2 separate regions of the Mus musculus genome follow, and region 2 is linked to region 1. Evidence: chromatin loops called from intact Hi-C (ENCODE). Cell type or tissue: left cerebral cortex. All regions are shown on one strand. Links, peaks and the distances in the headings refer to the core of each region. The heading gives the core; the rest is flanking DNA. Region 1 overlaps Scfd1 (Sec1 family domain containing 1). Region 2 holds the start of Scfd1 (Sec1 family domain containing 1).

What was found. A loop is a pair of places that touch in the nucleus more often than their neighbours do. Peaks named below come from ENCODE experiments on the same cell type or tissue, not always from the same donor. Only the 100,000 strongest peaks of a DNase experiment are listed, where the experiment ranks them.
Region 2: it touches region 1 in a loop (2.1-fold over the local background); 2 of 42 quality-filtered maps call a loop at or near these places.

Annotation. Positions count from the first base shown.
Region 1 is chr12:51,427,898-51,444,383 of GRCm38, reverse strand. It overlaps Scfd1 (Sec1 family domain containing 1), which reads right to left. Exons shown (of 25, transcript NM_029825.3): 17 at 16,440-16,486; 18 at 12,834-12,896; 19 at 11,078-11,153; 20 at 5,048-5,101; 21 at 1,801-1,853. Among named protein-coding and RNA genes, the nearest start is that of Gm40422, 25 kb to the right of the region's middle. In left cerebral cortex, for the core only: no CTCF peak of the experiment used is centred there; a DNase peak (open chromatin) is centred at 6,663.
Region 2 is chr12:51,375,888-51,392,373 of GRCm38, reverse strand. It overlaps Scfd1 (Sec1 family domain containing 1), which reads right to left and starts at 14,861. Exons shown (of 25, transcript NM_029825.3): 1 at 14,738-14,861; 2 at 8,199-8,269; 3 at 5,236-5,324; 4 at 3,002-3,092; 5 at 1,946-2,068; 6 at 104-191. The coding sequence starts at 14,789. It overlaps Gm40422 (a long non-coding RNA gene), which reads left to right. Exons shown (of 6, transcript XR_872746.2): 4 at 2,409-2,599; 5 at 2,935-3,135; 6 at 8,158-8,203. G2e3 (G2/M-phase specific E3 ubiquitin ligase) reads right to left here. Exons shown (of 15, transcript NM_001015099.2): 15 at 15,388-16,486. In left cerebral cortex, for the core only: no CTCF peak of the experiment used is centred there; no DNase peak of the experiment used is centred there.

The sequences.
Region 1 (16,486 bases), core at 3,386-11,385:
GAACTTCATTTTCTCCCAGTGTGAACAGTTTAGTTGTTGAGCATACTTGTGTCATCTTTTCTTACTTCTAATGGCCTGTTTAAATATTCTATACTCCACAAAAATGAATAGATGTTCACCTCATCAAAATGTTTAAATAGTTTAATTCCAGAGTTTTAAGTTCTTCGGAGGTAGAGAGGAGGTGGCGAGAACGGAGACTTAAATAGCACAATATCATGAGTTATTAATAATCAGGGTTTGGGATAACACAGGAAAAGGCTGATAAAAGAGTGTTCTGAGCCTGTTTGTCTTACGATGCTGGCATCCTTTCTAATTATCTCTAATTATCTCTAACATGCTTCATTTAGGATTAAACAGTTCTCAGCTCCTATAGTTATGCTTAGCTGAGTGCAAGGAAGAATTACTAGCATGGACAGAGTCACACATCCTCTTTGAAGCAAATGACCATGGGCTGTAGTATATGTGCAAATATCACTCTCCAATTTAACATTCTCATCACTCCTAAAGAAAACCCTGGACCACTAGAGGTCAGTCCTCAGTCCTCGTTCTGTAATTTGCTGCCAAATTCTCTTTTGCCGGTGATAGCTATTATTAGCAGTTCTTATATACCAGCACCTCTGCTAAGTTCAGAAGAAAAAGAGACTAACACTAGAAATTACCAGGCAATTTAATAACTTAGCAGCTAGCCCATCCTTGCAAACACCCACAAAGAAATGAATGCTTTCGAGAAGACTGCTGAAGGTTTACCCTCAGGCACAGGCAGGAAACTTACTCCTGGAGTTGTATTGCTAGGGACATCCAGTCATTTCCTTCTAATTCTGCCGATTTGTTATCTGTCTTTTAAGTTACTTCTCATACTACCAGGAATTCACTCTTGAAAAGTTAATTGGATAGAAAGGGGGAAATGTTGTGGATAGCCCTGGGGCTAATTATATTTGATGTTAATTCTGTTCTCCAGAGTGTGGCTGTGAACAAGGAATGAGTCAGGTGATTTCCTGTAAACCTGCTTCCCACCTTAATCTTAAAATAAAGGAGAGCTGAAGATTGGGCAGATAAAAGGGAAGGTGAGGAGAGGGAGTAGGAGAAAATGGAAGAGGGAGAGGATGCAGAGGAGGAGGAAAAAGAAAAAAAGCGGAGCAGAAGCACATGGCCTGGAGAAACCCCAAGTTCTAAGGGGTCTCATAGATGTGGAAGATGGTAGTGTAGTAGTGGTAGATCTGCCCAATCTAGGCGCACAGCATATATTCATATTAATTGAGTTGTGTTTTCATTGCTGGGGCATATTTGGGTAGGAGATTTACCACAGCCAAATGGTGCCCAGTGTGCCAAGGTCAATTACCATATCCTATCTTTCATAAAATGCAGAAAATATACAGTGAGTGGATTTATTAGCATAAAATGCTTTTATAGAAATGTTTCTCAGGGACACGATTTCCTGGACCCTGACAAACCGCCACTCCTGCCACCACCACCGTAAATAGCTGTTTCCATCAGTTATTGTCTTCTCATTTAGTTCAATAACTATTCACTTAAAAACACTTTCTCTAAATCCTCCACTTTGTTTATGATAACACCATTTCATAAATAGTAAACAGCTAAATTTATTTCTCTGTGTGTACACTAAGGGAAAATAACAAGATACTAATCCTAATTACCAGTGATTATCTCTGAAAGAGATTAAAATACACACTGTTTTTAACTAGCCTCCCACAGTTAGAATTTTAGTAAAGTCTTATAATACATTATTTCCATTCTCAGGGAAAACCCACAACGAACACCACCAAGATAAAAGCTCCTTACCTGTCATTACTCCGCAGCATTTTGGGATCAAAATATCTATAATCATCAGTTTCCTATTAAAAACAAAAATAAGACACATTGCCATGACTATGGAATTTCCGTTTAGAAGGTCATAGTTTGGCACAGTATTTGATTGTAACAAATCTTCCCGTTTCACCGAATGTGTAACAACTGTCCCTAATCCTTAATGAGACATTCCTATGTGTTAATAAGGAGTATTTTCAGGGCTTTCCATGCACTAATCCTCAATTGTTCAGCCAGTTCCTATCATTATCCCATAGTTTTAGACGGGAAGCTGGGATAATGGGAGGTTATTTGACTTTCCTAAGGTCACATACGTAGTAATAGAAATAGGATGTGAACCCAACTAAGGCATATATTGTTACTGCACAAGGGCTTTTGCTTACAACTTTGTCTTTCTGTGACTTTACTGAATATATAGAACACATAATATATAGGAGGCTCAGACTTTTATATGCAAGTTTTGGGACCGGATCAATTTTAGAATTTAGAATTGAAACGTAGATAATCCTGGATATCAGCTGTATATGTGGCCAGCATTTCACCATCTAATGCATTAGAATTTCTTCAGATTAATAATGACTGTTAGCATAAAATAGGATAAATAAGAGCTGAAAAAAAGCCTCAATTTAGTCCAGGGGAGATGTGCCTCAGACCGAGTCACCCACACTCTTAGCTTTCTAAGCTTCTCTGGCTCTGTGAGTTGTGAAACGTTATAATGAATGGGAAGCTTCTTGATAGTAAAGGAATTGTGATGTACAGATCTGCTACTTTATGCTGTAACTACTTCCTGACCTCAGTCTTCTTGCCAAAGAGTCAGACCCCCGGCCCCTGCAAAAACAAACAAAACAACCCAACCCTCTGGCAAATGACAAACGCACACATGCTGGTAACACTCAGTCCCGAGCCTAATGGTCAATACTCTGAATCAGTATAGCTCCTCAGGGTGGTCAGACTCCTTCAGCCCACGGGAAAGCCTACCAGCAGACTGGAACGCCTTCAGGGGCCTCCAGGATGGTCAGCAGGTAAAGGCACACTTGCAGCTAAGCCCGATGCCCTGAATTTCATCTGCAGGACCCACGTGATTTCGAAAAGATCGAACCAACTTCCAGTTTTTCTCTGACTACACATGTGCCATGCGTGTAAACACACACACACACACACACACACACAGTAAGGATGTGAGAGTGTCTTATGTAGCCTAGCCTGGCCTCTAATTGTGTGGCCAAGGATGACCTCAAACTCCAAATCCTCCTGCTTCCACCTTCCAAGTGCTGGGAACAGAGGCATTTGTCTCTATGCTAGGTTTATGTGGTAGTGAGACCCACCCAGGCCTTGAACACCAGCTAAGCTACATGCCCAGTCCAGGCTCCAGTATTTCAAAGCATCTGAAGTGAGATGCATACAGCCATTCACCATTACCTGTCAGGTCTAAGTTACTGTACTTTGCTAACTTCCTCAGTGTCTCCAAATCACCCTGGAATCCTATCTACAAACAGGAGAGGACTGGGAAAGCAGACAGCTCCCTTACATAGCAGGTGGATGAAGAAATACTTTCAAAACAGAAAAAAAGTCTCTTCTAGTTAATAAAAACCCCATCTGTAGTAATGTGCTTTTAATTATAAACTCAAGAGTATTGATAAATGAACTTCTGCAGCTCAAAGAAACATCTGATTAAGACTCATTCAAATTTAGCTATCCTTGTTTTTATTATGAAGACTGTGGAAGGAATGGCTGCAACTAGTTCTGGGCAGGAGGAATAGAGGAGCAGGACTTGATTTCAGTTCTGTTGCATGAAGCAGCCATGTCTCTTGGTCACCTTCTTTCCCTTGTTAAATGAGCTGCAATGGTTTTCATTCTATAGTTCTGGGAGTCTGTGAAGAGCATACAGTCCCGACTCTAATTAACACAGTATAATAGTAAAAGAGTTATGTAACCCCAGCAAGTTAACTGACTCACCCTGTTCCACTCTCCTTATCTATAAAATGAGAGTAACAGTAGTACTTTTCTTGGATGGTTTAACCGAGGATTAAATTATTTATGAGGTAACAATTTGCTGAGTGGTTTCTGGCACATAAGTACACAATTAATGTACCTGCTGTTATAGTTATTGGTTGATAACAAAACATCAAGACAAAGACAGACAGAAATCAGTAACAAAGCACCCTGCATGTCCTTAACCTGCTGTATATGTCCTCTATATTTTCACATTCATGTATGCCCACCTTTATCATGCTCAGGCTACCTTTCAGATTATACTGCCCAGAATGAGGTATTTTCTAAGACAACTAGTCATATGTGCACAGGGTTTCTCAGTATAGCCCTGGCTGTCCTGGAACTCACTCTGTAGACCAGGCTGGCCTTGAGCTCAGAAATCTGCCTGCCTCTGCATCCCAAGTGCTGGGACTAAAGGCGTGCGCCACTGTCCTGCTTTATACATATTCTTCAATTTGAGAATCTTTTAAAGTTTATCATACCATATAATTTTCCAGTAACTTTCATAACAGCAGCTGGACATTTTCTGGTGTTTTAGTTTCCACATGTGTGAATTTAAAAATTGTTTTTGCTAATTTCCATAAGCCATGTTTTAACAATTACTGAAGGAGTCACACTGGTTTAAATATTATTTTCATTTTTTTCAGGTCTGAAATCCTCAGCTCTACTGCCACGTCTACAGGCTTCAGATGGACCTAAAGTAAGAGTTTCGATGGGCGGATACATGATATAACCAGCTCCTTGGCTGCCAGTGATGAACCATGGTGACGGCTTTCTAAGTCACTGCTGGGAGCAGCCAATGGATAGACAGCTTGACCAACTATTTGCCAATAACTTTGTTATTTACTTGTTTGGCCCAAGGGGATTTAGTGCCATCTGAAATAGTCACAAGTTTTACTATGTACTTTTCTCCTAATTTAATTTCCTTAAATTGGTCTGTTTCTCTCACATTATTGATGGTCAACATTTCTTTTTATTTATAGAAATGTGTTCTTCAGGATGTATTAACATTAAACATGTAAGATTTAGTATAAATTTAATTCAGATGACTACTAATCAGAATGCTTGAATCACAATTCTGTGCTGCTGTCTACAAGATGCCACTGAGAACATGGACTCTTTGCTACTCTCACACATTGTGTTCAACAACACTGAGTCAGCCTGGATTTATCACCTTTGTATCCATTGGTCTGGTACAACCAAGAATTTATATACTGTAGATGCTACTTACAGGGTTTGACTTCATCTCCATGAGATTGTCTAAAATCCGAGTAACAGGTAGATTCTGTGGAAGACATTAGTGTTGTTAAATACTAGAATAACAACTTGCTCACTCTATATATGTGAATACGTTTCAATCAAACAAATGCTAAGTTTATGTGCACAGTTAGCATGTCAGAGGTAAAACCTTAGTACCCAGCTTCTCACTGAAGATACCATTCTGTGTAAAAGCTATTCTAATCCTTTGACCTCCATACACACCCTGAGGCACTCCCATGCCAATACTCAAACACGGACACAATAATAAATACAGCAAAATTCAAAGCATTTCCAGGGCAAGGAAACACTACAGAGATGAGACTTTCTGTTCCCTTCTGGCTTTCCACCCAGGCCCCACTCACCTTCTGAATCTGAGTGCACAGCTAGAGCTGTGCAGTACAGAAAGAGTATGGAGAAATATACGTCATAAACCAGGAAAGAACAAAGTGTTTGACTCTGAGAATGAGTAGAAATGTAGGCATTTAAACTGTTTATGATGAATCTTTGTGTACCGTAAGAGACGTTCAGGACGGGTATAATTAAATCTTGTTCTGTATTTGATAGCCATACTACAAATGATGACACGTTTGCCAACAAGTATGTGATAAGCAGAGGAAACTGTCTTCCTAGCAAAATTGTTCAAGGTCTCGCAATTCTTTCTTATATTTTCCATGGTCTCTATAACCTGATAAAAAGAATCAACTACCTCTGCCTCATCCTTCAGTCAATGTTTACAGATGGTTTTAAGACTAAGGGAAGCCTCCAGCTGTACAGAATGAGGAAGGAAACACATCTTTGAAGATAGAAGGCACGGTGCTTATAAAAACAATGGATATGTGTCACCAACTGACACTCCACTAAGGTGTTCTTTGTGTAAATGAAAGCTTGGGTCAATAATTTAAAAAAGAAGTAAGGAGTTTTGGCTTATCACTGTAATCCTAGCACTCTGTAAGCTAAGGCAGGAGGACTACCATGAGTTAGTGGCCAGCCTGGGCTACAGAGTGAGTGCCATCTAAATAACCAAAGGGGGAAAATTAATTATACACTAAATCTCTTCATAGAAGGTAAGTAAACTCTGTTGTAGTTTCCTCTCTGTTGCTGGGATAAATACTCTGACCAAAAAGAACCAGGGGAAGAGAGTTTCTTTGGCTTACACTTCCAGGTCATAGCTCATCTAGAGAAGGCAGAACCCATGGAGGAATGCTGTTTGCTGGCTTGCTCACAGGTTCACCCTCAGCTATCGCATAGGCCACACATGGACAGTTCTACCCACAGTGGGTCTGGCCCTCCCACATGAATAAAGAATCAAGATAATTAATTTCTCACCAATATGGCCACAGATCAATCTCTCAACTGAGAGTTGACAGCCTCTCAACTGAGACTCCCTAAGGCTCTGGGTTGTGTTAAATAACGGCTGAACTAAGCCAGGACAAACTTTTACTGAATGAAGAATTTGAATGGCTGGGTGTGGTGGTGCACACTTTTAACCCAGCACTGAGGGGACAGAGGCAGGCAGATCTCTGTGAGTTTCAGGCCAGCCTGGTCTCCATGGTGATTTCCAGGGCAACCAGGGAGACTTGATCACAGAAAAGGAAAATTTGGACTGCAGCCATGTGGACCACAGCAAGTAGAATGCATCAGTCTCCCTGCAGAGAACTACTGTCACAGTTTATAAAACTCGCCCAGGGAAGGACAGACAAAATTAGATGAAAACAGTCTAAGCACAATTCTCTCTATACTTAGACACAGGTTTTTAGAAATAAAATGGAAAACACCGTATATTTATATTTTGCTTTGTTCTCGAGGCAGGATTTCACGATGTAGCCCTAGCTGGCCTGGTACTTGCTATGGATGGAAGGTTTTTGGGTGGCCTGGAAATAGAAATCCACTTGTCTCTGGCTCCCAGTGCTAGGATTAAAGGCCTAGAAGGCCTAGGCTAGGCATGCTTGGCAGAAAACACTACATAGATTTAAGATGCAGAGTCCCATAGACAATAAATCATAAATTATGATTCATCATTTTAAAAATCTGTTTCTAAACGGAGAGAAATTTACCAGAAGGAAAAATAAAAACTATATATTAGGAACTATTTCCTAAGACTAGTTTTATGAGTTTAGTCACTGTAAGGTTTAGAAAAAAACCCAAGTTAACCTCTCTAATGATGTAATTCTTAGCACAAAAACCAAAATATGCACAATATTAAAACCTAGATACTAATATTGCATAACCGCAGCAGAGAAGGTTTTCCCCGGAGGTGGCTGGCTGCTCTATGGTGACCATCTCTAACTTCCCCTTTGTAGACCGTGGGAAGATGCTCTGATGCTGATGCAGGGAGCAGGAATGGAAGCAGGTTCTGCTGTCCCAGTCAGTGTGTTGGAGAGGAAAGATGGAAACTCACAGAGGCTAAGGGATAAATAACAATGTTTCCAATGCTCATATTATAGATGAGGAAGCTATAAAATCTTAAGGGACTTTCCTTTTCAATCACAGTGTAAAAATGCCTCCAATCAAAATCAACAGAGTAGGATTACATGGGCCCACATCTATCCCTCCACACCTAATTTCACCAGAAGCTGCAAACTGACACAAATCTTTCAGCCCTCCCTATAGCCCTAAAGTGTTCAAACAAGCCCCTTAGATAGTCATTACTAGACAGACCACAGATATTTCAGTAGATCTCCCAAATGTAACTGGGCTTTAGAAGGAAACCCATCAACAAATTATCTCCACTCCTGCTCATTTTACTAACGTATGCTTGACATTTAGGCTGTTAATGTACAATATAGTGCAATGATGTCTATTTATACTGTGAAATGGTTATTATATAATATTCAGAGTTCAAATTTTCTGTTGCACATTATTTTTAGTTTTCTTACAAATAATAATCCTAAATAGAGATCACACATGGCAATCAAGTTTGTCTTCCAGGACAACTTAATTGGTTTTAATTGGTTGTATTTTATTTATTAATAATTTCTTTTTTTAAAGACAAATTGCTCTCGTAGATGAGTCAAAGACAGTGGGGATTTCTAAATTATGCAACTTCATGCTTTTATCATAATCATATTTTTGTATAATTATGCTTACACGAATTGATTCAAGTCTGTAAATATCACTCAACTGGCTATGTGAAGGTTGATACTTAAGATGCAGAAAACTCATGCTGCCCATAAAACAAAATACAAAGGCTCTTATAAGTAACCTAGAGAACTGAACACTGCTAATTCTATCCTTTTTTAATTTACTGACTAGTTTAATTCTTGTCCAATTAGTTAATCTTAATAGTGCCAATGAAAAGCCTCAAGCAAGAAAAGGTGCTTAGTGACCCGAGTTCCACTCCTGGAATCCAGATAAAGGTGGAAAGAGAGAGCCAATTCCACGTATGTCCCCGAATGTAAATTTAAAAAATTAAAAAGCCAAACAATCCTTTATAGATGTGAGCAGTATAAACTACAGGATCCTATGTTTGTATCTGCTCGGTCTTTTTGATGATTCTTCCCGAATTTCCCTAGAACTCCATAGTGCGAGTGCCCCTAGATATTTGGGTATCAGGACAGTACAATGTCACAATGGCTTCTATGAGTTTAATATGCATTTCTAGACTAGAGAGACTTTACACTGGAGAACAATTTGGCAATATTTATTAGAATAACTACAAATGTCCATACCCTTTGACTCTTAAGTACATTCTTAATGCTAGGAATTTACAGTGTGGGTTGGAGTAATCAGAGATGAATACTCATCTGGAAAAACTGACATTGAAAGCTGTATCCACACAACCTCCTTGCTAATACTATGGTTCTGACAGTGGCAGAAGAGTTATATAAATAGGAGAATTCAATTTTCACCACAGAGAAATTTGATTCTCCTCCCCCGCCCCCTCTTATTTATTTCTGAGATGGCATTTCTCTGTGTAGCCCTGGCTGTCCTGGAACTCACCCTTTAGACCAGGCTGGCCTTGAACTCAAGATCCACCTGCCTCTGTCCCCTGAGTGCTGGGATTAAAGGTGTGTGTCACCACTGTTGGGCTCAATTTTTACTTTTAAAACTAACTGCCTGTGCCAAAACAGATTTCTTAACAGTTTGAAATGTTATGAAAAGCAAAGTAATTTAAGGTCATAAATGATAATTTTTGTATTTCATGAACTCCAAAACAAATTTTTGTGTTGCCATAATAAAATACTTAATAGCAAACCAATTTAGACAATCTTGCATATTACTATGAGGTGCTGCAGGGCAGTACTGTGAACTAGGTAAAGTAAGCAGACTGAATATTTAGAAGGATGGTGCTGCCAGCAAGCACTAAAGCATTTCCTGTATTGAGGCTCAAGAGTACTCGCCAGTACTCAGCAAATCATGTCAGTATCTTAAAAAGAAAACTTGGAAGGCTTTTACTCAACAAAGCAAATGAAGATTTCTCACTATTCCTTATTAACAACACATGGTGTTCATTTGTTATTTATTCCTCAATAAAAAATTTGAAGGTTCTTTGAAACCAGAAACTCACTTTATGCAAAGTGTCACGGGATTTGTAATATACATATAATGATTATATAAACTACCACAAGAAAACACGAGAAAGATGTTAAAAGTATGGAGGAAGTCCAGAGAAAGAGAACATCCTGAAACAGGTATCTATACATCTGACAGTAAGATCCAGCTAAGCATCTTTTAATTTGGCCTTTAAAACCTCTCCTAAGGATAGAGGGCCCTCAAGGAGATGGCAACCCCACAGGAAGACCACCACTGTCAACTAACCTGGACCCCCGGAGTTCCCAGACACTGAGCCACCAACCAAGGTATACACAGGCTGGTCTGAAGCTCCAGGCACATATGCAGCAGAGGGCTGCTTTGTCTGGCCTCAGTGGAAGAGGATTCATCTACTCCTGTAGAGACTTGATGGACAAGGGTGGAAGGATATGGGAGGGGTGGCCTCCCTCTCAGAGGTGAAGCAGAGGGTAGATGGGGGAGGAACTCTATGAGGGAGAACCAGAAGGAGGGACAACATTTGGGATATTAAAAAACAAAAACCAAAAACCTAGCTGGGCGTGGTGGCGCACGCCTTTAATCCCAGCACTTGGGAGGCAGAGGCGGGCGGATTTCTGAGTTTGAGGTCGGCCTGGTCTACAGAGTGAGTTCCAGGACAGTCAGGGCTACACAGAGAAACCCTGTCTCGAAAAACCAAAACAAAAAACAAGCAAAAAACCCTTCTCTAAGCAGTAAATCTCTGCACTGACATGAAACACTTTATCTAGGTATTGACATGAACCGCTGTATGTCCGTACTGATGAGAAACACTGTATCTTAGTACTGATGCAAAACTCTGTATCTTACATATGCCAGAGATGTTCCAGTTATTAAAAAACAAACAGCCAGGCGTGGTGGCGCACGCCTTTAATCCCAGCACTGGGGAGGCAGAGGCAGGCAGATTTCTGAGTTCGAGGCCAGCCTGGTCAACAAAGTGAGTTCCAGGACAGCCAGGGCTATACAGAGAAACCCTGTCTCAAAAAAATAAAAAACAAAACAAAACAAACAAAACAAACAAACAACAGGCTGGGCAGAGGTGGCGTACACCTGCAATCCCAGCACTTGGGAGGCAGAGGCAGGTGGATTTCTGAGTTCGAGGTCAGCCTGGTCTACAGAGTGAGTTCCAGGACAGCCAGGGCTACACAGAGAAACCCCGTCTCAGAAAACCAAAACCAAACCCAAAAACAAACCAAAAAGATAAAAGAAAAGTTGGAAGTCATCAAAACACAGTACAAAAGACAGTACAGTTTAAATAAGCAAATCTTTTTTAAAAAAAGTATATAGTCATAGAGTTCTAAACTACACATAAAAAAGAAGTCTTATTTCCCTACTATGCCAATAAGGATCCTTTGGTTCTAATTTTCTCCTCATACGTCTTACTTGAATAAATCCAGAAGTTTCTCTGCCTGGGTAGCAAACCTATCAACATCTACATTTCCAAGTCAGCAGAACGTTTTCTGACAAGTGTACTCACCTGCTGCTTCAATACCAGGTTCTTCACACCTTCCATCACAAACTGTGATCCTGTATTCATGACTCGGGACAGGAGACTGTGTATGGGAAAAGACAAATGAAGATGGCATTAAGTACAGTCTGCCGCTGATACACAGTTTGCCCAATTACACACCACAGGCTGCTCCCTCTGCCACCACCTTGTTTCCCACAGACAAAAGGGCTGTGAACATTTCTACTTCCATGGATATCATTGCTGCAGTGATATTTAATAAATGATAAAAAGTTAATAAACATTTATTTAATAATTTAATAAAGGTGATAAAATAATCACTATAAACTATAAAGAGATGCCCTCAATATAATTGCTTAGCCTTGCATATAGTTTCTGATTGTTTCTTCTGGAGCTCAATCACACATAGCACTACATTGCCTATCACTATTACAAATATATCAAGTGTTGCTGTGCTCTCTGCATCACTAGCGTTGGATTCAATTCGGTTACGTGTACCATCTCCACTCTAGACACAGAAAACCTACATGCAAGCACAATAAGCAGTGAGCATTGCCTTAATTGTGAACTTTAAACAAACACAGAGAATGCCAATAACTATTTGCCATACTAGGTTTATAGTTCTACTTCAAAGTCTTATATCATGGATCAAAGGACATTTGGTAAGACAAGAGTAATTCTATACCACATAAGAAAGCTAGGGGCAGTTTTCAATTTAGCCAAGATTTTCTTAAAGCACATTTATTAATAGCCTCAAGTATAAAATACATAAGGAACGTTAGGCTCTACATATTCTGTATGATTTGCAGACACGACACTGTGATATGTATCTATTAAACTCAGGAATTATTTTCCTTCCCTTATCCTGTCCTTTCTCCTGTGTAACTAAGAGAAACAGGATGGAAAGCCTATGAACAGAGATAAGAGAAGTAACCTTGGATGGGATAGATGGCCCTGAAACTATTCTTCATGCTAGGTTAAGTCTGTTACTGGGGCAGCAGGGTTTATGGCAACCCGTATCATGCTCTCCAGAGGGGAGGCCCGCTGGATTGCTGAAACTAGATAAATTTCTTTTCCTCTGGGCTTCATACTTTTATTTTAGCTTTAAAAAAACTAGGAATTTGAAATGTGTGTGATATAGAAAAGAGTAGCCAGAATTGCCTTGTCATCAAATAGTATAGCAGTCTGTAGAACAGTGGTTCTCAGCCTTCCTAATGCTGAAATCCTTTAATACAGTTCCTCATATTGTGGTGACCACCAACCATAAAATTACTTTTGTTACTGCTTCGTAACTTTAATTTTCCTACTATTATGAACATATGTCATAAACATAAATATCTGGTATGTAGGATATCTGATCTGCAACCCTTGTGGAAGGGTCAGTCAACTCCCAAAGGAGTTGTGACGCACAGGTTGTGTGCACTGCTCCCGAGAGAGGTCTCATCCCCAGCCTGTATTTGTTACGCTTAGGCCGAGTGGCTAGCTTTAACAATATAAAATAGTTTTAACTATATATTCCTAAAAGTGAAGACAATGTTTTAAAAAGAGAGGAGCATATGAAACCGATGGCTCATATGCGCATATCTTTGGGAAAGCTACCCCCGTATATTTTCAAAGGAGAATCACAGCTATTCCAGGAAGCCAGGAAAACGTTGACATTCTGTATCATAATGGACTTTCAGGATGGTATTAGATACTGGGTTTTTAAGGCATGAATGCTTAAAGCTTGAGTACAAAGATCCATCCAACATTACTAAATCCTTACCCCATTGGTTTAGTGGTAGTGTTTCCGTAGCTGGCAGGAGTTGAGGCCATCTTGGCAAAAGCCCTATGAAAAAGGAGATGTGTATTTACAAGTGGACAGTTATCATTCAGTATGTTGGCATTAAAAGAGTTGACTTCTAAGATGCACTGACTTTTTAAAAAAAATAAAAATGTGTTAAATTAATTACATTATATTTAACATCAAAACCTGAGATTCCCTAATGCACAGCAACACAGGGCTGGAGGTAACTCAGTGCCAGAACACTGGAGCAGGTCAAGGCCCAGGGTTCCAACAGCAGCACTGCAGAAACAAGCAGAAACCAGAAGTGCAGCCCCGCTGGGAGGGGTTCTCCTCTTCCTATACAGTCACTAACAATAGAACTCAGGCAGAGGCGTACACACACAGGAGAATGAGCATGTACCAACTAAGCTTTGCTTAGAGCTGGGCACAGCACATACTCCCTTGCGCCCTGACAGACCTTTGCTCAAGCTGTCCTCTGGGGACTTCAAACTCACTACCCTTTTTCACACCAGAAGAAATGCCACGTTTCCTCTCAGGACTCACTCAGAGATACTTCCTTTATCATTAATCTTTTCAGTCACTACCCAGTGACGTTTTCCCTTCAGTTATATTACAAACCATGAATTTTATATGTCATTGCAGAGTCGTGTATTTTATGAATTTTATGAAAGTTTAGAATCTCTTTAAATTGTAATTATTAAAAATTGGGGAAAAATATATCACTTCAGTGTGTTTTAAAAAGACCTTCCTCTAAATGTTCCTGCAGCCCTTTACACGTTCTGGAATACAGAGTGTTCCCAGAGGCTCCCAGTACTCTGAGGTAGTCAACTGCCAGGATGCTGATGTCTGCTCTTCCCACTGCAGATGTGTGCATAAAATGCAACACAGATGACTAAAATGAGAGTCAGCATCCTTTTTGCCCTGGTCCATCACACACTATTAGCAAACCACAGACGTTATGGCAACCGGATTTTTTCATGACTTTTAGCCAGTTCATATGTTTTTTACAAGAGGAGGGATGGGCAGAAGTGAAAAAAATAGTAATCACTAACAATGGAGTAGTTGAAATATTAAACATATTCAGCTTCTGTCCTGACAAGAATCAAGTAGCAAGAGAGAAATCCCCAAGTAAACCCAAAACTTTCAGTTTTATTCAAAAATGAGGTTATAAAGAAAGCATTATTTACCTCCGGGGACTGGAACTAAGGCCTTCACTAGAACTGGCTTTTGTACTGGAAACTACACAAACAGCTAACGGGAATGAATGGAAGTATCTCTTTATGGCTGAGTCATGTGACGAAGCTTCCTCGGCTTCCTGATGAGACATTGCTCTAACAGTGGGACTAGAGGACAAAACACTGCATCACTGATTCGGGGGAAATGTGTAATTATGTAGCCCAGGCTAGCCACGTACTTAAGATCTACCTCAGTCTCCTAAGTCCTGGGACTACAGGCTGTACCATGATTACTGGAACAAATAAAGTTTCCTTTTCTTTAAAACATGATTTCTTCCTGTTTTGTACACGCACGCATGCTGTGATGACTGTGATGTGATGCTGTGATGACTGTGATGTGGAGGTCAAAGGGCAACTCTGTGAAGTCAGCTCTCTCCTACCTGTAAGTGGATTTGGGAGCTGAATTCAGGTCACCAACATCAGAGTGACTTCACCTGCTGAGCCATTTTACTGGCCCAAATTGTTTCTCTGTGTAGCCCTGGCTGTCCTGGAACTCACTCTGTAGCCTTGAACTCACAGAGTCCCCTGTCTCTGCCTTCCAAGTGCTAGGATTAAAGGCGTGTGCTATCAACACCCGGTGAGTTTTACCTTCTTTTTTATCTTTCTCAATTTCTTAAAATTGTTAAACTAATATCTGATAATTGGAAAGTAAAACAAATGTTACAAATTAGAGATTAACTATATTTTAAGTGCAAAGAACATGGTCAAACAGAAGAGAAACTTCAAATGTCATCAGAAGCATAGATAATAAAAGGCACCCACATCACCCTCTAGAGCAAGCCACAGTTAAGAACCTGGTGTCTCTTTGGCTATGCACATCTTTCCTAATGGAGCCTGGAATGCAGAGTTAGTCTTATTGTCTGAAACTGATGAAGAGCATTTCAGAGGCAATGCTTGCTTTAGAGGTCTGAAAGGAAAAGCAGCCAAAGGAGAAGGCCTGCATGTGAAGTGACACTCAGGCACACGCTTTGCAGCTACACAACCAAATGTATGCATGTCACATGCAGGCAGATCATACTGTACTCTGTCATTCTATTTCTGGCTCACTGTCACCACCCAGAAGTTTCCCCTACTCAGCAAATCTAGTCACTGGCTAAGATCTTGTCATTCAGTGTCACCGTCTCTGAATCATCCAGCAGAGTTCAACATTATTATTTCATTTGTTTAATTGTAAACTGTATACATGTAAATCCAATGACGATGCAGGTCCTGTTCATCAAGCTCCCAATTAGGAAATATAGATAGCATTGTCAGGCATTCATGGGGGATGGTTCCAGAATCCTCAAAAGTATGACAATCTCTGAATGCTCAAGTTCCTTATATAAAATGTATAGTATGTCCATACAACCTCTGCATGCCATCTCCTATAATTGAAACCACCTCTAAATTATATGGAATATAATATAAAGGCTATGTAAATAACTATTATACTGTATTGTTTAGGAAATAACATTAAGGAGAAAACAAACAAACATATATACCAAGTTTAGCAGCTGTTTTTTCCAGAGTATTTTCAGCCCATGAATGCTGAGCTGATAGGTATTGGGAGCTCAGAGTATTTATCAAATAAATCAACTTAGTGTTGTGAACAACATTCCCTTCTTAACACAGTAACACAAATGTTGCCAATGCCTTAAGTCCCCTATCTTATTTAATCATCCAGCTGGACTCTATCTTACAAAAATACCACAATTTTAGCAAGGATGGACAGATGGACATGGTATTGCTATGTAGCCCACGCTGTACTGACTTGTGATGGCCTCTCCTAGCTCAGCCTTGCGCGTGCTGGGATTAAAGGAGTGTGCCACTGCATGGGGCTAAAGCAACCTCCATTTCCCTGCCCAGTTCACTGCTGGGCACTCAGGCTGGTTTTCACTGCTATACTTTTATGGCTCCAGTAACTTCTTTGGATAAATCCTTAGAAGGAGTAGAAGGTCAAGACTTTTTATGGCATTTTGGAAAATTATTGAAATTTACATTCCTTCTAATAGACTATAAATGCACCAATTAATCTGCCATTTCCTCGGAACAAAGGTCTTAGAATTTGGTATTGTTCTTGCTGCTAGTTGATAGTTTTGACACATTGATCCAGAGGACTCCAGTCTCCAATTTTCTAATGCATCAGAAAAAAAAATACCAAGTTTTTCCCAGGATAAAAGATGTTTCTATTTTATGTAGCTTTAAGTTGTGAATAAGGTGGGCTAGACAAGGAACTGCTCTGCACTTGGACATAAAAAATCTCCACGACATTACTCAGCCTTCTTACCAGCATTCCTATTTTCTTAGGAACCAAATCTGAATTGCGACCTTACCTTAAACCAGAGGAGAGTAAAAAGAAACTAAAACTTACTTCCACTGCTTGATATACTGTAAAGGGCTAAGGTTGCAGCCTGCATC
Region 2 (16,486 bases), core at 4,318-12,317, 53 kb after region 1:
GACATAATTTAATCTGAAGCTTGTGCTTGGTGTACTTTAAGAATCACTGGTATTTATTTTGTCAAATACTACAATAACTTGTAAAATTCATATTTTTACATACCACGATATGAAACAAGTTCCTTATTTTGATTACATAATACAAACATGTCATCTTCCAAAGTAATAAAATTGAGATACTGGTCAAAAACCTAGAAACAAACAAACAAACAATTTTACAATATAGCTATAGTAAAAATTTAATTTGGTTGAATCACCAAATGGCAAAAATATGGAAATTATAATTAAATATAAGTAAAAATTAAGCTGGGCGGGGTGGTGCACTTGGGAGGCAGAGGCAGGTGGATTTCTGAGTTCAAGGCCAGCCTGGTCTACAGAGTGAGTTCCAGGACAGCCAGGGCTACACTGAGAAACGCTGTCTCGAAAAATTTTTTTAAAAATTAAATATTAAAAAATAAAAAATAATTAAAAATTATGCCAAGTAGCAGGATAACTACCTATATAAATAGAGTTAAAAACAGGAGCTGGAGAAATAGCTCAGTAGTTACGAGGGTTTGCTTGCTCTCCCAGAGAGAGCAGGTTTAGTGCCAGCACCCATGTGTATAGACTGCACATCTGTAACTCCAGCCCTCTTCTGGCCTCCACTGCAGCTACACACATGTGGCATACATTCATACACACAGACACATAAACAAAAATACGCATCTTTTAAAAAGGAGATTAAGATTAATAAAAACAAAAACAAAACAAAAATATTTTTAAACCAATGAAAACAAATTTGGGGCAATCAAAAGAGTGATATTTTCAGAAAACAAAATTGAAACAGATACGGAAAGTAAAATTGTGGCTGTGATGGGAACGGACGCCCTTGAAGGAAACCTGTAATTTACAGTTCCCATCTCTGTAGCCTCATGTTCTTAACAACCACACAGTTGCTGCTTCTGCACCATGACATTTATAAATTTATAAGTACAAATTTTATAACACTACCAGGGGTTGGACAGGCGGGGTGATCAGAGGCCCAATTGTTTTCCCAGAGGAAAACTGTTTAACCAGACTTAGTTTTACAGCACCCACCTAAGGTGGTGTTCCAAGCTCACAGCTGCTCGGAACTCCAGCCCCAGGGACTCTGATCCCCTCCCCTGACCCCAACGTGTACATACGCACACATATACACATAAGTAAAAGTATTCTTAAAAAACCTATCTGAACGGTAGTAAGTTTAGTTCAACAAACTGAAACAATTCCTATGCTTGTTTGAAATTAGTGAGAAATTCTAAGTGACAACACATAGGAAGAAGCCTGAAAAGCTACTTACAGTAGCAATGGGCTATATCTAAGTCTAAGATGCAGTGAGGGTAACTGCGAATGCATGCTTCATCTTTCCTGTCTATACAGTCCCTACAACAACTGGTGTCCTCTCAAAATTCTAGAAACACACATAACACAGGGTAAAGCCGGGATTTATCTGAGAGTGCCTGTAGCTGAAGTGTCTCTGGCTAAAATGTCACTAGGATGCTGGCCTGCTGTACATTTTTATCCTTAGAGTATACTCTGGTTTCTTTAGATATGTTTTCCTAAATAAAAAAGATTTGGAGGACCCAGTGACTTACTGTAGTAAGTTCGGATAAAGCAATGTCAATATGATCACAAATAATGTACAACAAACTTTCAAATTATTTCTAAAATGAGCTACAAAGATCCCATGACTCCCAGCCCCAAATAAATATACATCTACTTTAAATTTGTCTCACAAGTCAGCAAGTTGTAAATTCGTCTAGTCTGCCTTATTTTCCTAGCTTAAGTTAAAGACAGACAACAAGTGGCCATGTTTTTAAGGAGGACCTCTAACTCCGTAGTTGTTTTGGTTGGATGTAAACATCTGGAGGCTTTTAGACAGTGTCGAGTTTTACATTAGCAATGCTGTTGATCAAGGGCCTCTTACCTTGGCAACTTGTGTGACTGCACTAGCGGCCAATGCTGCATTCGCAATGTCTTCCAGTTTACTTCTTGAAATCGCAGAAATAAAATTTAAATAATAGGATTCATAGAGCTGATTTCGAAGATCCTAGAAATATAACCAATGTGTAACTCTTCCTGTTGAAAGGATGCTCAAGAAAAAAGCTCTTAAAACTAAAAGCCAGGCTCTGGAGTATGCGACACGCATTAAAAGACGGGATATAGAAATGACAAAAATGTACTCTATAAGAACAAAGTCATGACAGAGCTGGAACCATAAAACTTATAAAAGAAACCATGGACTTGGGGTGTTTCTTAAATAGGACAACAGAAGCACAAACTGACTGTCTAGAGAATGCATAAAAATACTATCATATACCTGATAAGTGTCTAGCACACAGAACTCTAAGCTACTGGACTTAATGGTACTTAATGGCCTTTGATCCCAGCATCAGGCAGCAAGACAAAAGGATTACAATTTGGAGGCTGTGAGTCCCTGTTTCAGAAAAGAACGAAAACTAACAAGTACGCTAACAACTCAATGATTAAACGACCGTGCAACTTAACAGTGGACAGAGGAAAGTACATCCAGTGGTGGACACAGCAGGGGCAGAGGCTCAAGTTCACCTCCAGCTATGTGGTGAGTTCAAGGCCAGCCTGGGTACACGAGACCCTCCTAGGCTATTTTCAAATCTGTTACTGTTGTTTTGAGATATGCTCTAACAATGCAGCACCCGTGGGCCTCAAAATCTGTCACGTAGCCCAGGTCTTCAACAATAATTCTCTTGCATCAACCCTGAGTGCTGGGATTAGAGGCAGGTTCCACTCTGCCAGGCTCTGTATTTATTGATATAATGCTTCTCCAGCCAAAAATCAGAAATCTACTCCACTAAAACTAACAGTCTCAAAACTCAAAGTGGAAGATGGTAAAGGAATTTATGATTCTCCATAATGAGCATCTTTTTTTTTTTAAAGGAAAAAGCCTGCCTTGATATTCAAACGATCAGGTAATTTTAAGTTCCAGATAAAATCCACTTATCACCTGGCACAGTCTGTCAATATTTTCTTCGGTTGGCATCACAAAGTACACTGCAGGAACATCTGGAATCGGATCTCGGTCTGAGTGCAAAAGGCTGGAAAACAGAAAGAACAACAGCAACTCATTTTTCCCCTTAGGTACGTTTTTTGTTGTTGTTGTTGTTGTTTTGTTTTGTTTTGTTTTTGAGACAGGGTTTCTCTGTGAGGCCCTGGCTGTCCTGGAACTCACTCTGCATACCAGGCTGGCCTTGAACTCAGAAATCCGCCTGCCTCTGCCTCCCAAGTGCTGGGACTAAGGGCGAGCGCCACCACCGCCCGGCTTCCCCACCCCCGCCCCTTAGGTACTTTTAAAGAGACAGAGTAAAAGACTAGCTCTCAAAGCTGAAATCTGTAGCTCAGTGACTAGTGCTCCTAACACTCCTACTGCGATCAGTCACTAAGCTAACCTGCTCTTTACCTTAAAAAGAGGAAAAACAAAACAAACCCCACACGGCTGACATTAGTAATACCTACTTGTAGAATCATTTCTTTGTATTTCATTTTTCCCCATTTTTTAAAAAAGCTTTATTTATTTATTATATGTAAGCACACTGTAGCTGTTTACAGACACACCAGAAGAGAGCATCCGATCTCATTACAGATGGCTATGAGCCACCATGTGGGTGCTGGGATTTGAACTCAGGACCTCTGGAAGAGCAGTCAGTGCTCTTAACTGCTGAGCCATCTCTCCAGTCCTTTTTTTTAAAGGTTTTTAGTATTTCCTATGGCCAGACATTCTCTTTTACTACCACATGGAGTAGGCAGCATTGAGAAAAGAAAAGTAGAGGGAACTTTCTTACTGTCTGATATTTAACCCCTTCGGTTGTTCTTTACTTTCTGCATGATGCTGTGGGTGGAAAGCAGAAACTTGCACTTGCTAAAAGCACACATCTGTACAGCTGAGCTCTATCCCCAACCCTCTCTTGACCAACCTGCTGCTTCCTAAGCGAGTACACAGGAGATCATCGGATAATCTCAAACGTGACATGCTCAGGTCTTCTCTTGGTGATTCGGGGACTAATTTCATTTAGTTATCTCCATTTCACATAAGAAAATCTATTTGTCCGCCAGGCGGTAGTGGCGCACACCTTTAATCCCAGAACTTGGGAGGCAGAGGTAGGCGAGTTCCAGGGCAGCCTGGTCTACAAAGTGTGTTCTAGGACAGCCAGGGCTACAGAGAGAAACCCTGTCTCAAAAAAAACTAAAAAAGAAAGAAAGAAAGAAAAAGAAAATCTATTTGTCATAGCAATATATTGGTTATAATGCTTATGATACAAAATATGGCTAGCCTTCTGGATACAGACTCTTCATTCATGCCTCTAGTCAACTAGAAGAACAGGGGCTCCTGCTGCTGGTCGCGGTGCATTAGTAAGCTTGCGTCTGTCCAGGTGAGAAGTATGTGATGGCAGCCATAGGCCATTTTCTTTGTGTGCTCTCTGCTCAACCATCTTCACGGTGTAACTGCATTTCTAGGAACCAGTGGTTACTACTTCCTTCAGAGTGGTCTAACCTAGGCTGTTGCAGAGGCTACATTCTCTGATAAAGTTTATTCAGGCAGAGGCCAGGCTGTCAGGGATCATCCATGATATACAGCCTTTCCATCTGGAGACAGGACGTTCTGCTTCCTCTACTTGCAAACTGGCAGTCCATCTTGTTTCCCTTAAGTCAGTATGAGTTAGATCTCAGCTGTACTTGTCACTGCCACTATGAGCCATGAGACAAACAGCAAGGCCACAGCTCTGTCATCACCCAGTATGCAGCAATCATAGTTTTCTCTGCTACAGTCTGTTCTCTGGTACCAGAAAGAGGTTACACGCTTAGGAGCCAAGACAGCAAAGAAGAAAGGCCATTGTTTCATGTAGTCACTTAACATGCTCACATTACTGATAAACTAATTTAGATTTTTTTTTAAAGTATACTTAAATTAGACAAAATCCTTTTAGAGATTGAAGAGTACCAAAGAGCACAAGTTCGTTTTCTTCAAAGATCAACCACATCTACTGGAAAATGAAACAATTATTTAAATTCTGAAATTATATAGCTCAAAGTGAGACTGTTCTTAAACCTCAAGGTTACACAGGTACTATAACCAAACTCTCTGCAAACAGTCCTTAAAATTTTGATTTTTAAAGTGACCAAAGAAATCTTTCTCAATAAAATTTGAAAATGCATGCCAGTGTCAGAAGCATTAAAACTCACAGATGCAGAGTGATGCCCATGTCTCTCAGTTCCTTCACAGACAGCAGAGGAGAGATGATATCTTGGCCAAATCTGTCATAAATGAGTACCTTTAAAAAAGGGGTTTGTTTAAACAGCATTATTAATGAACAACCAATTGAGAACCCACATTAAGATAGCATAAGCTAATTTTATTTAGTAATCATTATATTGAATTCTTATCCATGTTCAGTTTAGTATTTCCTCTACTACTCAAATGCCCATCCACATAGTTCTATATTATGTAAAACATTATCAGTTAGGTTTAAATAAAGCAACACTTTTAGAAACTTCTTACAAAAATTCTAAATTTAAAAGTCAGACTATAAAGTCTTTATTTTAACCTGTAATAAAGAACTTACAACAAATTCATACTTGTTTTTTCCTAGTTCATAATATCCTTTCTAGGAACATGTAAAGATGAGATAAAAATTTAGCCCCTTTCAAACTAAAATACAGGGCTTGGCAGATGATGGTTCTAAGAACACTGGCTGCTCTTCAGAGGACCCAGGTTTGAGTCACAGCACCCACATGGCAGCTCACAACCATCTGATAATCCAGTTACAAGGGATCTGTACTGGCTAGATCTTTGGAATAATTGACACAAGCTGGATTCATCAGTTGAGGAAATGCTTCCATGAGACCCAGCTGTAAGGCATTTTTTTCAATTGGTGATCAATGGTGCCCAGCCCAGCCCAGCCCAGCCCAGCCCATGGTGGGTGGTGCCATCCCTGGGCTGGTAGCTCCAATGATGTAAGAAAGCAGGGTGAGCAAGCCATGAAGCAAGCCAATAAGCAGCACCTCTCCACAGCTTCTGCAACAGCTCCTGCCTCAAGGATCCTGCCCTGTTTGAGTTCCTGACCTGACTTCCTTCAATACTGAACATGCAATGTGGAATTGTAAGCCAAATAAACCCTTTCCTTTTTGGTCATGGAGTTTCATCAAAGCAATAGATACCCCAACTAAGACAGGATTCAACACCCTTCTCTGGCTGCTGTAAGCAACAGGCACTCACATGGTGCACACATATGCAAGGAAAACACACATATATGTGTTTGTATGTATGTATGTGTGTATGTGTGTATGTATGTGTGCATGTGTGTGTGTGTATATATATGAATGAATAGATAAGTAAACACCGGAAATTTAACAAGTTCCAACATAAAGAAAATTTAGAAATTTAAGCAGTTTAGGTAAACTAGACAGTGACTTAAAAAGTTAAGTCCCTAAACCAGATGCAGTGGCTCACACCTGCAATGGAGCACTCAGGGGCTGAGGCAGGACTGCAGTGAGTTTGAGGTCAACCTGGGCTACAGTCCAAGACAATGTCTTAACAATATCAATGACAAAAACTAACAAAAACCCCACATAAAACAAATATCCCAAATCTAAACCATGACTCCATCTCAGCCTGCCACCTCACTATTAGCTATAGAGCCCCGGCTGGCTAGTGAGATCTTCAATGGCGGTGTTTCACAACTATCTTAGTGCTACTGAGGTGAGATGAACTCTGCTATTGTTATTAAATATTATTCTTAAATGCCAGAAATTTCTTTAGAGAAACTAAAATCTGCTATGGCTAGTAAAGGTGCTTAATCTTTCGAAACTCTTCTCTAATCCTTAAATATAGAGTAGTCCCTAAGCCGCAGTTTCTACTTCTACAGCCTCAGTTATCTCTAGACAACCAGGGTCAGAAAATATTAAATGGAAAATGACAGTAATAAGCAACCCACAATGTAAGCCACCATGAGTAGAACAAAGTTTCATATGTCCTATCCCACTCTGCCAAAGCCTCCTGCAGTTCTGCTCTATACTGTCCACGGCATGAAAAATCTCTTTGTTCAACACTTCCCCCCACTCTTTAGTCACCCAGTGCTGTCTGCTATCGGATCTCACAATGCTTACTTTCCAGTAGCATTTATCTTTGTTTGTTTGTTTGTTTTTATTAGATATTTTCTTTATATACATTACAAATGCTATTCTGAAATTCCCCTATACCCTCCCTCCGCCCTGCTCCCCCACCTACCCACTCCCACTTCTTGGCCCTGGCGTTCCCCTGTACTGAGGCATATAAAGTTTGCAAGACCAAGGGGCCTCTCTTCCCAGTGATGGCCAACTAGGCCATCTTCTGCTACATATGCAGCTAGAGACACGAGCTCTGGGGGGTACTGGGTAGATCATATTGTTGTTTCTCCTATAGAGTTGCAGATCCCTTCAGCTCCTTGGGTACTTTCTCTAGCTCCTCCATTGGGGGCCCTGTGTTCCATCCAATAGCTGACTGTGAGCGTCCACTTCTGTGTTTGCTAGGCCCCAGCATAGCCTCACAAGAGACAGCTATATCAGGGTCCTTTCAGCAAAATCTTGCTAGTGTATGCAATGGTGTCAGCGCTTGGAGGCTAATTATGGGATAGATCCCTGGATATGGCAGTCTCTAGATGGTCCATCCTTTTGTCTCAGCTCCAAACTTTGTCTCTGTAACTCCTTCCAATGTTCCCACTTCTAAGGAGGATCCAGTAGCATTTGTTTTACTTTACAGTGCCTCGAAAGCACAAGAGCAGTGATGCTGGCAATTAGTCACAATTGGTAACTTCTTCTGTACTTAACTTACAAAGCAAACATTATCACATCTATACATAAATAGCCAGGGGGAACAGATACAGCAGTTCCTAGATAGTCTTGGGTTTGGGTCCAGGACCTGCCAAGGTACCAAATTCTTGGGACACTCAAGTTCTCTCTACAAAATGACAGAGCTCAGTACATATCCTATATGATCCTCTTGTAGGCTGCACATGCTACGTAAACAGCTATTATTCTGTAGGAAATAATAAAATATTTAGTAATTCTAATGAAAATATACCACTGGTTTTATGTTTAAGAAATGTCTTCTAATTCCTATCATTTCAGCTCTAAGAAGAAGCCCACAGTTCCCACTAAAGAAGCCTTACCTTCCATACTGGTTCTCCAGTACTGTTTTTAACATGAGGCACATTGAAATTCAACATCCGCTTCAGAGCCACTGAAAATAAAGTTTACATCAGTTATTTATAGTAGCCTTTGGTTTTTTTCTCACCATACACAAAATGCATGAATGCTAACAAAACTGACTAAAGAAATGACTGGATGTGTAAAAACTAGGGTCAGATCTTTAAGATAATTTCACCAACAGCCAACTGGCATCTGTTTGGGAGCTAAAAAACAAAAACAAAGCAAAACAAAACAAAGCACCTGTCCCAAAAGCTATGAGAACTAAACAGGACAAAGCACTTTAGGGTCTGGGGCATAGCACTTGCTCAGAACACATGAGTTTGATCCTTAACATTGTGGGAAACAAAAATGACAAAAACCCCCACGCTCCTGAAAAAGTGTCTGTTTCCCCTGACAAACCCATAATGCCTTTTACACACACGTCAAAAGAAAGTGCTTTATCATGATAACAGCCTTAGTAGCTAACTGCTTACTGATGAAGAAAACCTTTATAAAAACAAGACTATCTATGGCATGCTCAACTGTTTCATATGGGGATTCATTACAGTAGGACTATTTCTTAGTTACTCACGAGTATATTTCACAGCCAATAAACCCACTGAAAGGCTACCCAACTCCATTGCTTTATAGTCCTTGGGGAAAATGAGACATCAGAAGGTAAGAGGTAACTGGGAACTGAAGTTGTCCACTCTGAAAACCCACAGCAGCCATGCTTGACAGGTTACAGTATCTTCTGCCCTTTCTTGTTCACCGTTTAAACCACAGTAGATTAAAAAAAAAAAATCCAAGGAAAATGACAATCTGCTGTGTTGGCTGGTGCTACTTCTCTGTATGTGCACGGGTCTGTGTGACTTTTTCCTTTTTCCAATACAGTCCTATTAAGTCCGCCTCAAGTTCCTTGTGTAGCTGAGGATGGCCTTGAATGTCTAATGTTCTTGCCTCTACCTCCTAACTGCTGGGGTAACTGAGAGGCAAGCACTACCACAGCCCCTGGTTTTTATGTGGTGCTGAAGAGTAAACATATGACGTCCTGCATGCAAGCAGGACTTGAAAGTGAGACAGCCAAGCATTCAAGAAAATGTACAAATCAGGTGATTTAAGAGTGACTACCTTCAGCCGGGCGGTGGTGGCACACACCTTTAATCCCAGCACTTGGGAGGCAGAGACAGGCGGAGTTCTGAGTTCGCGGCCAGCCTGGTCTACAGAGTGAGTTCCAGGACAGCCAGGGCTATACAGAGAAACTTGAAAAAACAAACAAACAAACAAACAAACAAAAAACCAAAAAAAAAAAAAAGAGTGACTACTTTCAAACTTACTTTATTAACTGAATTGAGACAAGGTCTTACAGCTCTGGTTGCCTTGTAACTCACCATGTACAGCAGAGTGTCCTCAAACTCACAGAGATCTGCTTTCCTCTGACTCCTGAATGCTACGATCAAAGACATGTGCCACCATGCCAGGCTACTTTGATTTTTAAACACATGTGAACATTCAGTAATACGGAATAATCTACAATCCAAACTACAAATATAGCACTATATAACACACGAACAAATACCCGTATGGCCTATGCACCCATCAAAGAACTGATATTAAACGCAGGTCAAGGTGGGTGGGTGGTGACGCTGCTCAGCACTCTCCTTGGAAAGGCTGCACTTCAGCACACTCCGTCACCCACATCAGAACCTCTTTTAGATACTAAAATGCCTTGGATACGCAAGTCCCTAACATTTAATATACCTTTATAATATTTTAAAACCTAAAATGATATAGTATTTGCACATAATCTAGGGGAACTCCCTTAAGTCATAGCAGATTAGTTGTTAATACATAGACCAATGTAAATGACAGGTTGTTGTACTTCATTGTTTAAGGAACAATGACAAGAAAAATGTCTGTACACATTTAGTAAAGATACATTTTACTTATAATCCTTTTGATTTGCAATTGTCTGAATCCAGATACAAAAGCTATGGATATAGAGAGCTAAGTAAAGGAGGGTAGTTATGGGTGTACATAACCATTTTTATTTTTTACACTTATTGTGTGTGCCTGTGTGCACTCACTTATGTCATTCCACACACGTGAAGGCCATGAGACAGTTTGTGGGAGTTGGTTCTTTTCTTCTCCCATGTGGGTCCTAGAGATCAAAGTCAGGCCATCAGTTTGGTGGCAAGCCCCTTTACCTGATGAGCCATGTTGCTAGCCCAACCTATTATTTTTTTTTCCCTGAAAATACCGGCACTACAGTAATACACATCACTAACAACTTATGCTTACTTCTAAGCGTGCCAGAGGTTACAGACTTCTATAAATACACATGAATAGCACAAACACAGTGCTCCTGGACTGACTGCTTTCAGTGGTGCTCTCCTCCTATGACCAGGCACTAAAGACACGAGAAAGCCCTGTTTCTAGAAGCTGGTCATGTTCCTGACTCAATGACAAGCAGGAAGAACCCCAGCCTGGCTGCCCTGTAAGATGGCATGTGGCATTCTCCAGAGTTAACAGACATTCACTCATGTCACCATGAAAGACCAGTCCCAGCGGGTAATCTCACATTGTTTTGGTTCAACTAGGAAAGCTTCTGCAACTCCAGGCCGTGGCTAACTTGTTCAAAGATGTTTTGATACAAGTAATTTCTTAATGAAGCATACAGCATATATTTAAAGAGTGATAAAAGTATGTAATTCTACTTGACCAGAGTTTAACACTCTAAGAAATCACTGCTTCAACCGGGCAGTGGTGGCACACGTCTTTAATCCCAGCACTTGGGAGGCAGAGGCAGGCAGATTTCTGAGTTCCAGGTCGGTCTGGTCTACAAAGTGAGTTCCAGGACAGCCAGGGCTACACAGAGAAACCCTGTCTCGAAAAAACAAATAAATAAATAAAAATAAATCACTGTTTCTAATGGAAATGATAAACTAGTTTTCTTTATGGGTTCTAAATATATTACCCTACAGTTTTACACTTGGTTAAAGTAACTTCACCCTTACCCAGAAAAATATCTTCACTCATTAACTGAGTAAACACTGTCATTTATATGTACTGTTCGCTCATTCATTCATTCATTCATTCATCAAATGTTTTTGGTTTTTCGAGACAGGGTTTCTCTGTGTAGCCCTGGCTGTCCTGGAACTCACTCTGTAGACCAGGCTGGCCTCAAACTCAGAAATCCACCTGCCTCTGCCTCCCAAGTGCTGGGATTAAAGGCCTGTGCCACCATGCCCGGCTCAGCAAACATTTACTTAGTGTTTGCTATGTACTAGATACTGCACTAACTATGGGGCATCACATGAAGGAAAACAGACCAAATAAAAATTACCCGTCCTAATGCAGTTTTCATTATTGTTGACAGACAAAGGTCATTTACAAATTAAGTAAAACCTAGGATGTATGGGATCATGATAAATGCTGTGAAAAAAAAAATGGGGCCAGGAAAGGAGAAAAGTAAGGTGAGATATAATTTTAAATAGTGATTAGGAAGGTCTCCGGAGAAATGCACATTTGAGTAAAGGCCTACAGGAAGTGAGGGAGGGAGACACACAAATGACCATGAAAGAACATTCTGCAGGGAGGAAACAAACCGGGTTGCCAGGAGGGTCCGAGTGAGGCGTTTGAGGAAAGGTAACAAAGTAACAAAGTGGTCAAGTTAGGCAGACACTAACTAGCTCATGTGTGAGCTTGGAGATCTGGTCCCCTTGCCATAGTCAAAATAAAAAGCTATTACAAGGTTTCAGACAAATGCATGCCATGCTTAGTATGGGTGCATTCTGTGAATGAATGGGAATAAGGTTGTAAAAGGAACAAAACAGAAAGTTATTGCAGAAATTCAAGGAGACGGGATTGGGGCATAGCAACAGGCACTGGACAGTTTTAGAGTAAAACTGGCATGATTTACTGATAAATCTGAATTGAGTTAAAGAAAGAAAAGAAAAACCACATGGAGATTTGCATGGGGAATTATAAGAAAGAAGCTTTCATTAATGCTATCAAGTGGCCTTGATTTCAGAATAGAGGTCTACACTAGCCATGTAGACCTGGGACTCACCAGCTGTGGTGGCTAGAATGAGAATGGCCCCCACAGACTGAAAGATCTGCCTGCTTGGTCACCAGGGAGTAGCACTATTTGAGAACATTAGGATGTGTGGCCTTATTGGAGGAAGTGTATCACTGGAGGTGGGCTTTGAAGTTTCAAAAAGCCCTTTCCAAGCCCAGACTCTCTCCCTGTTGGCTGCGGATCTGGACAGACAGCTCTCAGCTCCTTCTCTAGCATCAATGTCTACCTGCAGGCCAACACTCTCCCTACCATGATGATGGACTAAACCTTTGAAACTGTAAGCAAACCTCAGTTAAATGCTTTCCTTTATAAGAGTTGTCACGTTCATGATGTCTCTTCATCAGAAGACCAAGACACCAGAATATATAATACTGAAAGCTAAGAGGCCAGATGAAATCACAGCAAGAGATAAAGTAATGAATTTGGGTTGTGTAACACTGAGAGACAAGGGAGACAGACAAGCAAAACCCTCAGTAGTAACAAGAGGAAGCAGCTTGCTCTGACTGCTGAATGGAAGACAGGAAAGAGAAGAAAAGTAACGCAGGAAGCTTTCACAAAGGTGGCATTTGAGGTGACAGAGGTACTACAGGGAGACAAACCAAGAAACAGGCATGCTAGTCAACACCTTTGTACTTTAGTTTCTTCATCTATAAAATGGAGATAACAGAAACTACCTAAACTAATGATAAATTCACAGTGCATTGACTATTGTCTCATCCGTCCAAACTGACTGCAAATTACTTTGCAGCAAAGCATCTCCCACCTAGAATATTAGAGGATTTTTGTTACTAAATATTCTCAACAGAAATCAATGAAATGTTACTCCTACAAAGGATTTTCTTCTGGAAATAAGGCATGATCCATGTATAGTATGAATTTAATAACTGATGCAGCACAAGCTATACAGTAATAATGTGGAATCTTGCTATAATGAAGTTTATTTTCACCAAAAGACAAAACATTTAGTGTTTTACAATGTCCGAATATTAAAGATGTACTGTTGCATAAATTCAACTTTTAAAAGGTTTCCTTTCATCAGGACAGTTTTACTGATGGGTAGTAAAATCCAATTCATTTAGTTTTATTAAGATATTGGACCCAGGCCGGGCAATGGTGGCGCACACCTTTAATCCCAGCACTCGGGAGGCAGAGGCAGGCGGATTTCTGAGTTCGAGGCCAGCCTTGTCTACAGAGTGGGTTCCAGGACAGCCATGGCTACACAGAGAAACACTGTCTCGGAAGAAAAAAATAACAAACAAACAAACAAACAAACAAAGAAAAAGATATTATACCCAAACTTCTAAGAGAACTTGGGCTTCTGTTTGCTTGCAAATAAAATTAATTATCAAGCATTCTCAAATAATATTTGCTTACCATATTTTAAGTTATGCTTTACCGTTTTACTAAATTACCTACTGAGAAATGTAGAACTCAGTATGTTTTCTGTTAAGTATGCTACATTCAAATCTATCTTTTTTTTTTTTTAACACAAGGGAAGGAATCAGGCACAGTTCAAATTCTATTGCTATGTTGTATTGCTTGTAACCAATTGTTTTTCATACAAATAAGCATAGGTTCAAGAGAATTAAAGTTCTTTATCGCTTATGGACGATTTCTATTCTCTTTGGGAGTTACTAGATAAGTAGTATATGTAAGTCAGTTCTGATTTATACATATCACATTATATATGATATACGTATAGGTAATTATTCTGGGGCCAATATACATACATTAAGTTTCTAGAGTTTACTGAAAATAAGGAAAATCAGGTGTATCTCACATGTAAAAAAAAAAAAAAAACTAAACTAAAACCAAGGGAAGAAATATGTATCTTTAAATTTTTACTTTATAAATGGGTGTACAAATATGCTCTACTTAAGATACAACTGTTCTATATTTTAAGATTATTATCTGTGGAACAACTGAAAGAGGACGCTGTTAATTTGATTTGACATTCCGAAGTCTCTTCCAGCTTTATCACCTGGCATTTTCCATCAGCTTCTCCCAAAGGGTCCAAAGATGATGGCATAAAGTAAGGTGCTCGGAAAAGAATACTTAGATTTTGTAATCATGGCTCAAGTGTCAAAAACAGGTTTTTTTAAAAAAAACCCTAAAACTGAAAGTGAAAACCAAACCGACCTGGGAGACTTGAAATACGAACACAAACCTATAGACCTCGTTAAGTGACAAGACAGGAAAGAAAACACCAGCTGCTGGTCCTTGCCCTGATGGCCTTCTAAAACTCGGCAATTAAAAAATAAGTAGCTAGCACTGTAGCAAGCAGCCTGTGGTAAAGGCTGTGAAGCTTACAGGCATCTCTTCCCCACAACCTCAAAACGGAGCAGCTCTCAAAGCTCAACTCCGAGCTGTACGAACAACCCAGAGATGATGACAGGCCGCTGCTGAGGCACACACTGCAGAGAAGGAAATACCGAGTACCTGTTTGCCTCTCCCGAATGCTGGCCGTGGCCGCCATCTTGCTTCCCACCATCCACTGCCCGGCTGGCACTGGGAGCCCGAAGATGACGTGGCCCTACCTCCCGCGCCGGAAGCAGAACCAGGAGGCGGGCTATGGCGGCAGCCGGCCCGCCTCCCCGGTCCCAGCCCTCGCCTTTCCTCACAGACATTGGTGTTTGCAGATTTCCCAGCAGCGTTTCTAACTAATCGGGGCGAACCTCCCGAGGTCGCTACTCTTAAACCGCTTCTCAGGGCATGGGCGTGGTGGAGCGCTTACAATCTAATTGATAGTGCACTTCTCATCAAGTTTAAATCCTCATAAAAATTTACAAGGCCAAATGAGACGCCAGAAATTGCGTTTTCTTGATTTCCATAACAGTAGTGTCCCTTCCCTCTTTCCTCTGGGGGGGGAGGGGGGGGGGAAACTACAAGCGTGGTAATTTATTCCGTTTGATTTCTTCAGGAAAGGGCTTTGGCCTGCTAGGGTATAAAATCACAGAAAAGCCAAATGGCAGAATTTCCTCTCAGTAGTGCAAATTAAAAAAACAAATGATTGTGAGCAGAATCCGGATGATCACAGCCAGGTTTGGTACATTTAGAGCCCTGTGATTATGAAATAAATCTCACATCGACCATTTTCATAATAGATTTTATTAATGTCAAAAATATATACAATGACAACTTATTACCAATCAATGAACCCACCGATGACACTGCATTATGGATTAATTCTCAGGCAGTCAGATTCTGAAATGAAATCATACTTTCAAAAATTTGGCTTTCAAAATTATACAAATAATTTATCTTATTTTTTAAAATCAAGATTGCATTTTTTTTACAATAAAAACACATTTGACAGATGTAGATACCTATTTTTATAAAGTTACAACAGGTTATCTATAACTACCAGTTTGTGCCCTAGGGGAAGTATCTCAATTCTGGTGTCCATGGACTCTTGAGCAGAATGGCTTTCCCACCTTCCAGTGAGTTTAATCTTACTCACCTGAGAATCCCCACTTTTAAGTACAAATTTGTCATTTGACCATTTAAGTTCCATACTAACTCCTTCCAAGACTATAAGGCACATTATCATAAAATACTAAGACATTTATACAGTGTGCATGTTTCTGTCCAATGGTGTAATGTGGGGAGTAAACATAAAGATATATATATTCATTAGAAGAGTAACTATATAGAACAGTCCTGCAAAGCTACGACCAAGAATGATATTAATGTTGATTATAAGAATAAAAATCATGACTTCAGAGTTAGATTTATTGTAGCTGTTTAACTCCAGATTTTTTGGTTTAAATAATTGAACATCAAGGGATAGTTTTATCTTAGAAAATTTGCTAAAAACAGTTTGTTTCTTGAGTTCAAGGAGCTCTCAGACAAGAAGAGTAAAGATTTTGGATCTTACCCACTTTAATAACATCAGCCTCGTAAATGGACTACTTGTTTAAGACAATCCTGGAAATAGGGAAGGGGTTCAGTATGAGGCAAGAAGGGGAGTATGACCAAAGCTCATTACACACATGTATGCATGTGTCGTGACAGCCTGTTTTAAACAATTACATACTAATAAAAAGGAAAAGAAACACATCTGCACTAAAAGACCACCCCATCCTTATTAGATGCCTGACACAGCTAGAGACATGCAAGCAGAGAACACTTCAACTGAGAAAATGGCTCCATGAAACCAGGAAGTAAGCAACCCTGAAAGGCATTTTC